Linked DNA regions of Homo sapiens: region 1 is linked to region 2. The links are chromatin loops, found by intact Hi-C in ENCODE. Cell type or tissue: endothelial cell of umbilical vein. All regions are shown on one strand. Links, peaks and the distances in the headings refer to the core of each region. The heading gives the core; the rest is flanking DNA. Region 1 overlaps NEPRO-AS1 (NEPRO antisense RNA 1). Region 2 overlaps SIDT1 (SID1 transmembrane family member 1).

Evidence for each region. Peaks named below come from ENCODE experiments on the same cell type or tissue, not always from the same donor. Only the 100,000 strongest peaks of a DNase experiment are listed, where the experiment ranks them.
Region 1: a loop joins it to region 2, with 10 times the contacts of the local background. A loop is called at or near these places in 6 of 110 quality-filtered maps.

Annotation. Positions count from the first base shown.
Region 1 is chr3:113,133,399-113,138,788 of GRCh38, reverse strand. All of the region lies in intron 1 of NEPRO-AS1 (NEPRO antisense RNA 1), which reads right to left. Among named protein-coding and RNA genes, the nearest start is that of LINC02044, 32 kb to the left of the region's middle. In endothelial cell of umbilical vein, for the core only: a CTCF peak has its summit at 2,513 (motif pointing left); no DNase peak of the experiment used is centred there.
Region 2 is chr3:113,575,967-113,581,356 of GRCh38, reverse strand. It overlaps SIDT1 (SID1 transmembrane family member 1), which reads right to left. Exons shown (of 25, transcript NM_017699.3): 4 at 4,390-4,435; 5 at 648-749. Among named protein-coding and RNA genes, the nearest start is that of SIDT1-AS1, 12 kb to the left of the region's middle. In endothelial cell of umbilical vein, for the core only: a CTCF peak has its summit at 3,305 (motif pointing right); a DNase peak (open chromatin) is centred at 3,386; H3K27ac peaks cover 381 bases.

The sequences.
Region 1 (5,390 bases), core at 225-5,224, 440 kb after region 2:
AAGTAACTATGGAAGATGATGGGTGGGTTAATTTGCTTGGCTGGAGTAAGCATTTTACCGTGTATAGTTATATAAAAATATCATGTTGTACACCTTAAATATATACAATTTAAAAAGCCAAACAAAATACAAAATCAGCAACTCTTCTTAGATCTGTCAGAGAAGTGAGGCCACAGGGCAATCACTGGCCCCAAAATTGGAGAGACAGACAGGTGGATACAGAGCATCCTATGGCATATCCCAAGTGATCACATTTTAACACAAAGAAAAACACCAAGAAATTCCAAAATGTAAAAATAGTGCAGAAGGCATTTTCTGTTCATGATGTAATATAGCCCGATCTTAATAATAAAACAAAATAATAAAACAACAAGATATTCTAATATCTGGGAAAAAAACCCCAAAACTCTTTTTAAAGCAACTCTTGGATCATAAAGAAAATCAAAATCAAACCTAATATTCAGAAAATAAGAAAATGTTTAAATTTAAAATAAAAATATGTTTTAAGGAAAGATAGAAGATAGAAGCTATGAAGCTATATGAAAAAGAAAGCAAGGAAATGAAAAAGAATTCAGCATGATCTTTATCTCTGGTGGTTGGAGGAGTAGTATGGACAGAAGCAGAGGGAGGGAATGGGAGGGGCAATATAGGTAGATGGAGTTTATTGTCAAGACGCATTGGGTGATGGGCCCATATTTTAAAAATTATGTTAAAAAATGGAAGAACTAAACAAAAGATGGCTATGCATTTACCAATGATGAGAGTGTAACATAAATTAAGGATGATGATTAATCCAATTCTGTGCCAAAAACTAATTTAGAAATAACTATATACTAGAACCTAAGGAGTGCAATTTAAAGCAGTGCTCAGAGGAAAATTCATAGTCTTCCATATGTAGAATAATAAAAAGACTGATAATGAAAGAAGTAACATCTGACTCAAAGAATTAATAAAAAGAACTGAATGATAATAATAAACCTAAAGAAAGTAGAAACTAAAAGCAGAAATTATTTAACTAATAACAAACAAAGTGGTATGTGTAGTGGTCAGATTGAAATAAATTATGGACTATCTGTACAGTGCAATACTCTGTGGCTATGAAAAAGGGAAGAGAAAGCTCTCTCTGGATTGATAGGGAATAATTGCCAAGCTATGTATAATAGCTAAGTAAAAAAAAAAAGCAAGGTGCTTTTGTGTAACGTATGCTATCATTTGTCCTTTGTGTAAGAATCAGGAAAGATAAAGAATATCCACACACACACACACACACACACACACACATATATATGCACATATGCACTTATATATGTGCATGTGTGTATATATACATATATACACATATATATGTATATATATATACACACACCCCTGCACATATATGTAATTGCTGGTATATGCATCTCTCTGGAAATATTCATCAGAAACTTGAAGCATTGGTTGCTACTGGCTAGAAGAAAGAGTAGAAGGGACATTTTTTACTACCCTTTTGCACATTTCAAATTTTGAATCACATGAATGTGCATACTTATTTAAAAATTAAGTTAAATAATTGGCAAGTAAATTATTTCTAGTTTTTAGAAATATGGAACTGAACAAGCCTTTAAATTTAAGATCATAAAATATAGCAAGAAATAGTTTTATTTTTCTAAATAACATTTTTATTTTCTACGTATATATTTTTCTAAATTATGTATTCCAAGTCCAGTTATGAGAGAGAGATTGTGGGAAATGAAAGGAGTGATAAACCACAGGAAAAGAGAGGGACCATGGGAAATGAGACTAAGAGTTAGACGGGAGCCCAGGAACCTATGCCGAAAGAGAGGAGCCAGACAATCAGGGAAGTTTGGTGAAACAGAAAGAAGTACAGGCATTCTACAAGTTCTAGGATCAGGACAGTCGGGTAAAATGTTCTTGCAACAATGCCTTCCATCTGGGACACGAGCTTTAGAGCAAACTATCCTGTTACAATAGTCTTTGAAATCATGTGAGAATAAAATGTTTATTTTTTCCATTGAAACCTAAGGGTTTTCTCATATGTGAAAAGAATTAACAAAGGTTTAAGAGAGTCAGTTAGGAACCTAGTATGTCTTTGACATTCAAAAGTGGTCGAATTGCTTCGTCTTTGTTCACAAGAGAATATGCGTTCCACTATTAAATGTCAGGCAGCTGTATTTGAAAATAGTGTTTATTTCACCTTTTAAAAGCCTCCCTTGACCACAAATAAGTCTAACTCATGAGGCTATAAATAATGTTTTATTTTTCCAATTTTTCAATTAAAAATATCAAACTCCTGGAGGAGCCACCCTTAGAAAATGAAGCACAATATCAGCTTAATAAAAGAAAAATTTATGTTTCTGGTTACAATATCTTGGCTTGAATAATTTCATCTCAGAATGCAAATGTAAGATAGAGTGAAGTTAAGTTGGGACCCAATCAAGTTTTGAAGATTCCCATTTCTGGCGTATAAAATAATGCAAGTTTAACGTTTTGGGAGACACCATTACCTCTGTTGCCACCTGCTGGTAAACATATGTCTCATTTAATTCAGTTAATGGCTCACCCCGATTAAACACATTTTGGATCTTGGAGATAGATTTGCAGCAAAATAACTTCTGCTGCTTCAGAAGTGGTCACTGGTTTACGGATGCAGTGGCTGATGCATCACAGGGACTGGCTGTGCTGAGCTATGTCCCTTAGTACGTAGGACAGCCGAAGACAGCTTGCACTGGTATGTGGATTTAGACAGGCCTTCCTCTGGCAGGGCCTCCTGCTCTCCCAATTCTTTAAGTTTGTCTATTCTCATGTCCATCAAAACATAGGATTCTTCTCCTTAAGGAGATCAGTTTTTAAAAACACTGAATGATTCTGAGTCTTAATTTAAAAAATTTTAATCAAAGGCTTTTGACCCTCCAAATGAACATGGACCACACACATATATATACTCATGCATACAGTTGCTTCATTTTGGTTCTGAGGTTGAAGTCAACACTGATGAACAGAGATGCTTTTATTTATTCTGCATGCAGCCTTTCTCTTCCTTCTCCCACTCATATGCTTTATTCTTCTGCTCTTTCAAAACCTGCATTCCATGCTCAATACTTGTGCATTTAGCTGCAACACAAACACTCATAACTCACAGTGTGGCTAATGTTTACACATTTTCTTATAAACATAAGGAGCCTACTTTATCTGGAACCCTCACTTTATCTGGAATTTTAATAAGCAGAAGGAAAAAATATGACCATTTTCCTTCTATGGTACCACTTCATGATGCTAATTGGTCATTATGTTCCCCCAAAATACTGTAAGATTCTGATGTGGTTTTGTTACCCATTTACTTATTTAAGAATAGTTGGGTGGTTGGTTTCAAGTTTTTGGTGATTCTGACTAGAGCTGCTATAAACATGCATGTACAGGTTTTTGTGTGAGCATAAGCTTTCATTTCTCTACAGTAAAAACCTGAGGGATGGGATTATTGGGTCATTGTGTATGTTTAACGTTTTAAGGAATTGCCAAGCCATTGTCCAGAGTCGCTTTACTACTTTGCATTCACATGTGCAATGCATGAGATTTCCAGTTGCTCCGCATCCTTGTCAGCACTTGGTATTGTCAGTATTTTTAATTTTATATATAATGGTAACACATTGTAGTTTTAACGGACATTTCCCTAATAATGAATAATTGTTGAAAACTTTTTGTGTACTTACTATCATCTAGCTATCCTTTTATGTTAAGTGCCTGTTTAATTACCCATTTTTTTACATTGGTTTATTTGTTTTCTGTTGCGTTTTGAGAGTTCTGATATATTCTGGTTATGTCTTTTGGTAATGTAGTTCTTGAATCATCAAAAAATGTATGAATATTTAAAGTTTTTTATTGTAAAGTTTTTAATTATATTTACTTCTTGGTGATTTACATATGCAAGCCACATAAGTCTATTAATTAAACTTTTCCATCACCCAGAACTGTGTGTATTTTGAATGATTGGGTGCTTTTTAAGGAGGCCCAGAGGGAAAGCTGGTAAGCTGCCCCAATCAGAGTCTGGAAAGAGCCATTTGGTGGATTCACAAAGGCAAGTCCAGGGTTTTTAGTCTTTAACTTGAAGATTCAAAAATGTGACTTGGTTGAGCCAGGCATGGTGGCTCATGTCTGTAATCCCAGAATTTTGGGAGGATGAGATGGGAATATTGCTAGAGCCCAGGAGTTTGAGACCAGCCTGGGCAACATAGTGACTCCCTGTCTCTTAAAAAAAAAAAAAAGAAAAAAGAAATGTAACTTAGCCAGTGTCCCAAGAGCTGATCCCATTTGAGGACGCTTATTCATGCTAGCAAGGCTCTCAAGAGACCAAAGTGCAAGACCAGGGTAGCAGCTAATGCACTAAGGGGGCCTCTTATGTCTTCTCCTATAGCTCCATCTGATATTCACAAGGTTCCTTGAGGAGCTTGGAGTTGGAATAAAGGGGATTTAGCTGTATCAATGGTTGTGACAGAATTTTTACTAGGTCATGGTGAAAAAAATAAGCATAATTTAACTTTTCTTAATGGATTCAACTTAAAGGGCTACCCTTTATTTAGAGATTGTATCCTTTCTACAACTTTGGCAAATTCCATATGAATTTATTTTCTTAGGGTGTATTGATGACTTACTGGCCTAGAAACAATTCTGAAAGTAAAGAGCCATTTTATGTTATAATTTCAGTCCTATCACCTGGATTTCTGAGACCTTGGGAGCTACCTCCCTCCCACTTCCTCATCTATATGTGTGTAAGTCAACTGAACTTGGCATTCAAGGCCCTATACAATCTGACTCTTAGCTTCCAATTTTATTTCAATTCACCTTACCATGAGAATCCTCTCCAGGTAAACCAGTCTTCTTGAAACTCCCAATATGCTGTGCCTTTTCTTGCCACTGGATATTTGCTGTATGATTTCTAGCACACCACTCCCTCCTCCACTGATCTTCTTTGATGTCTTTTAAGCCCGAAGTGAACACATACTCCTCTGGGTTCTTATAGCACCTGTCTTCGGTACCATTCCCAAAGCATTTATCCCACAATATCTTTCATTGTGGGTGACTCATGTGTGCTTTAATGAATGATCAGATAGTGCCCCCACTGGATGGAAAGCTTCTGAAGGGGGAGAAATAAAGGCCCACTTTTTTAGAAATCTCAGCATGTCTCCCAGCAAATAGCACAGTGCTTCTCACAGCAGGTGCTCAATAAGTGTCTGTTAAAGGAATGAATGAAGACATAAATGTACGAGAAACAGTATATTTAAATTCTTGCAACAGAATTCCTCTTTTCACCCATGGTTACCTATGTATTTTGATACTTGAACACATTCTTATACACACATCCTATATAAATATACAAACCGAGGGCTCCCTTGGGC
Region 2 (5,390 bases), core at 306-5,305:
AGCATGCATGAGGAATAAAATGGAAAGCATCCATAATGTCATGCAATGTCATGCCACACATAGGTCCTGTCAGCATCTTTCTGCTTGGATCACAGAGCAGGGGATCCTTATTAACCAGAAACTAGGCAATTTCCCCCCTTGAACAGTCATGACATAGTCTTCCTAAGACTTGGGGCCTCGTCCTCTAAAGTCAAAGTCATGTTATATTGAAGAGAACTATAAAAATATTGTCTTAAAGTGTATAACACTTTTTTCAATTTTCGTTAACACCTCAGGAGACAGAAAGAACCGAATGTTACAATAAAAATTTAAAAGCAGAACAAATGGTAGGGTTCAATTTTAGCTTTCTCGCGGAGCCCACAACTTGGTCTTCCTGGTTCCTTGTTACAATCCTTCCCTGCTTCCTCCCTCCTTTCCTTCTTTGCTTTGTTGATTTTGGTGAAGAGTTAACTATTCTTTACCACTCCAAATTAGTGTCTGCAAACACAGTCTGCCCACTCGTGCTCACAGATACTGTTCGTATTGTTTAGTAGTTTTGGAAGGGAGATACACAGTAAGAGGATGGCATGCTTCCACCCTTCTCTTTCATTTGTTCTGGAATAATATAATGCTCTATAGTAGAAGGTTGGCAAGTTATCAGCACTCACCATGATATTCTGGACTGAGACAACAGAACATGGATAAGCCATTTCAGACACCACTTTAATGATAACTGAGTCCACGTCTTTGGGAAACTTGTATAGAAAATACTGAGAATAAGAAAAAGAAAGACATGATTTATATTTACATGAATGGGATTGTTTCCTCTACTATTAGGCACAAAATTTATACGTAAATCTCCGTGAATCTCCATTAATGAATTCAGTCAGCTCTTCATCTCATACATATTGAGAAACTAAATCTGCGCAGGGCTCTGTGCCAGGCATTAAGAATATAGCAGTAAATAAGACAAAACAGCCATTTTATGCAATGTTGCTATTCCTTTTTCTAGGGTAAAAGAAATAGTCATTTATTTCTCAACTAAACTTTGCTATACTTTAGTTTGTTTCCTGTTTAAGAAGCATCCTGCCCCCTTTAAATTAAGGGTAAGTGAGATATAACATGTGATAAGATTCACTTCTTTCTGTGTGGTCAATGTGACATACGAAAATTCCATATTGAAAAGCAGATAAGCCTGTTCCTCAATAATTTTAACCACCTTCCCATAGGCAAGAATTAGCACTAGACTCATCCTCCCCCTTGCCCTTTTGATCAAGAAACTTGTTGCTGGCTGGAATATAGTGAGAACATACAGAGATTCAAAGACCAAGCCCCATGTGGAGTCCCCAGAAATACATTCACAATTGCGGGCAGGCTGAGGTATCTTTTAAAAGTGTTTTTCAAGTAACACCAGAATTAGGAAACATTTTTAATTGAAAGAGGTTGTACTATTTACCCATGTAGATTATGAATCCACTGGAAAAATGTATTAACTCTAAGTTGTAAACTTGTCCTTAATGATGAAGAAAGGGGAATTCTGCCAAATAATTATAAAATACGATAACTGATTGAGAAGTTATATTAAGCCTATGATTAAGATTTTGAGAAAAGCAACCGAAACAGGCTCCCAGTGAAGACTCTAATAAATCTATCATGTACAGAGAGGCAAAACAAGTTAAAACTTAACTTTGTATTTCAACATCTTTTCTCCTAACCCTATTTTGAGTACCAGGACAATAAAAATGGAATCCTTTTTAATAATCCAAAGCTTTCTGATGGGGAAAAATTATCTCAGAATTAAAGAGTGTCATTAATGATACAGTTGGAAGTCTATTCACATCTTATAACAGATGGCAATACCCCCAAGAACCCACTTAATTTTGGAGCTTGACTCAAATACATATAATACAGGGCTCTTCAAAAGATGAGGAGCATGGAATTTCCAAGAGTGTTCTTGTTTCCCAGGAAACCCATACTGTGTAACTCAAGAGCATTACTATGATTACTGTTGGCAATAATGAGCCTCATATATGTTCCCATATATGCTAGTAATTGGTTTTGTGCAAGCAGTAAACACCCACTGAAAGTATTAACAACTTTATCTGCAAATTACCATAAACCCCAAATAAATGTTTTTGACCCCTGCCTGACAATCTACCTTTACCAGAAAGAAGCGAACGACAAATACCCAAAGCAGTGGCTGGAATTTAGGCTGAAAAATCACTATCTGGGTCCTGGCTACCTCCCCAGTTTCTGCAACCTGCTTCTAACTCCTGGAATAGAGGCAAACAGTGATTGACACAGGTTATCTGAGAATGTGCAACCGTTTGGGTGAGTTTATAGAAAAAGAAAATATTTCCTGTAATCAAAGAGGATACAAAATATAGGTGAAAATGAGACTAGTTAAGAGTAAAGTAAACCTTTCGTAGATATCAAGGAACTTGTTTTGTTTTATTAGTTTGTTCTAAGTATATTTTACTCCATTTTGGGGTTTAAATACAAATTATTTAAATTTTTTTTTCAGAGATAGGGTCTCACGCTGTCACCCAGGCTAGGGTGCAATGGCACAATCATGTATCACTGTAGTCTTGACCTCCTGGGCTCAAGTGATCCTTCTGCCTCAGCCTCCTGAGAAGTCAAAACTACAGATGCAAGCTACCATACCCGGCTAATTTTTTATTTTTTAGGTTTTTGTAGAGACAGGGTCTTGCTATGTTGCCCAGGCTGGTCTTGAACTCTTGGCCTCAAGCAATACTTCTGCCTCAGCCTCCCAAAGTGTTGGGATTACAGGTGCAAGCCACCACACCTGATCAGTATATCATATTTATTATAGCTCTGTACAGGACTGTTAGACTATACAGTTCCTGTAGTTAGAGTGAAAGTTATTCCTCTTCTTTTTTTTTTTTTTTTTGAGACAGAGTCTCGCTCTGTCGCCCAGGCTGGAGTGCAGTGGCTCAATCTTGGCTCACTGCAAGCTCCGCCTCCCGGGTTCACGCCATTCTCCTGCCTCAGCCTCCCGAGTAGCTGGGACCACAGGCGCCCGCCACCATGCCCGGGTAATTTTTTGTATTTTTTTAGTAGAGACGACGTTTCACCGTGTTAGCCAGGATGGTCTCGATCTCCTGACCTCGTGATCTGCCCGCCTCAGCCTCCCAAAGTGCTGGGATTATAGGCGTGAGCCATCGCGCCCGGCCTATTCCCCTTCTACTTTAGGTTTCTCTCTTTGCACCTAGTAATTAGTGCTTTTAAAATATTTCTTGAAATTAAATAGTCAATAAATATTGAGGGCAGTATATTAAGGGCCTTTGGCCCTCTCCTGCCACTGGGTGGCAGTATACATGCGTTGCAGAGACTTTCACAGACAGGAAGTTTAAAAGTGGATTGGAGTTGGTTCATTCAGGCTTGGGAGAGCTGATTGTGCATTAGTCACTTCCCAGCTGTTCAGTGACATCACAATGGGAGCTTAAAATCAGCCACAGTGGAGGTATTTACACCACAGAAATGGGCAAATGCTACAAATCAGGGCTTTCTCTCTGAGAACCAGTTCTTAACTATTTACCAGCACCGCAGTAGTATATTTACAACAAGTCCATGTTAATCCCAGTTTTACTACTCCAAAGCAAAACCTAAGTAGCTATTTATGACCAAAGCTATATTATGGACTAAAGAAAATGTACAACAAATAAACTTGTTTCGAACATGCTATTATATAGAGTTTTGTCTTCAGAAGCTTATGAAAGAAAAAAGGAAGGTAGCTAGAAATGACACCAGAAAAACAGCCTGACTTAATCCAAGTTTTCATGTATTTATTCTATTTGTGGTTATGGTTTAATGGAGAGCACAACACAAATATCTAATTCTCCTGATGTTTTTTGTCAAAATTCTGGCTCTTTCTTTATGAGAGGAGAAACTAATTTACTACACTTATAACATTGTAAACATTAAAATGTCTTATTTTCGTTGTATTTCCAGGTCAATTAATTATTTGTGTATCTGTTTGGTGTCAGCCTTTTACTACCTATCCCCACTACCACTTCCCAGCTATCAGGTTCATAATGGCAGAAGTTGTGTCTCTCCGTTCTTAACCTTTGTGCCTCCAGCACCAGGTGCAGTCTAACAATGTTCTTGGTGCATAGTGGGCACACGATTTTCTCAGTGAGGATTGAACCAATGAACACCTGAAAACAAATAGCATGCCACCCATTTTATACCAATTAAGGTGATATGATTAAATATTGTGTCCAAAATTCCAGTAACACAAGGAATAAAGTGGAATACAAATATACTTCAAGTTGTGAAAGGTCAAGGGCAACACCACACGCTAACTCTACCAGGGTAACATGGTTTCACTAACAGGCAGGCAACACCAACAGGTAGGATGTTGATAACTCTTGGAACCCCTTCACTTACCTGAGGTTGAGAGGGGCTGGCAGTAAAGTGAAAGGCAACATTTGTCCTGAGAAACGTAAGTGGCAGAAGGGAAAGGGGAAAAGTGAGAGAAAAGCATAAGTTAGTGAGCAAAAATTATTTATTTAAAAGAAAGCCATCTTAAAGTAGACTCAAGGAGAGCTTCACCCTTGGTGAGGGGAGTTCCGGTTCCGTGAAACTGACAAAGTAGACTGCATGGGGACTTGGTGGTTTCAACTCTCAAGAATGACCAAACTGGGAAAGGGGATTATTATTTTTATATCTTTAAATATCCATGAAGCCATATCTATATAAGGTAGTTTATTTACTTTTGTAGCCACTTTTGCCTTGGGACTCTCTTGTGCTTGATTTTACAATCAAGCACAGGGTTTAGGTAACAGAAGTGGGCTGAAAGAGAGGGGAAACCCAGGTTCAAGGTCCTTTTGGATAATGTAGATACATTTCAAAATAATTTTGATAGACCCATGGCAAAATGGGTCACCTTTTACCAAACACAGTGAATAGATAACCACATGGGATGGTGCCTAGGGACAGAAGCAGGCCCTTACTATCCCCTAATAGCTCCCCGATTGCCTGCCACGTTGGCTGAAATTCCCCAAGATTTAGTTCCGTTTAGGTTAGGCATTGCCTTCCAAGACCCTCCTTTAAAACATAAATACCACCAAAAGAATATAATGAGGTTTTTTTCTCTTCAATTGGTAATTTACTGTGAATTACATTATTAGATACTTTCATTCTTCCATGTAAGACAGCAATGATCTAGGCACTGAAGAAAGGAGAGTGTGAAGAGTTAGGAAGCATAAATTGGTAGTATAGAGGGCTGTCTGCTGTGAGCATCTGTGAAACAGTTCAAGTGTTTGTCACAAAGACAAATGTGGTCTTCTCTATAGTTTTATAAGGACTACTTTGGGCTTTTTCTCTTTCTGGCTGTTGCCTCATCATTAGCCATGAAGATCATGCACACAAGTCCACAGCAGTCTCAG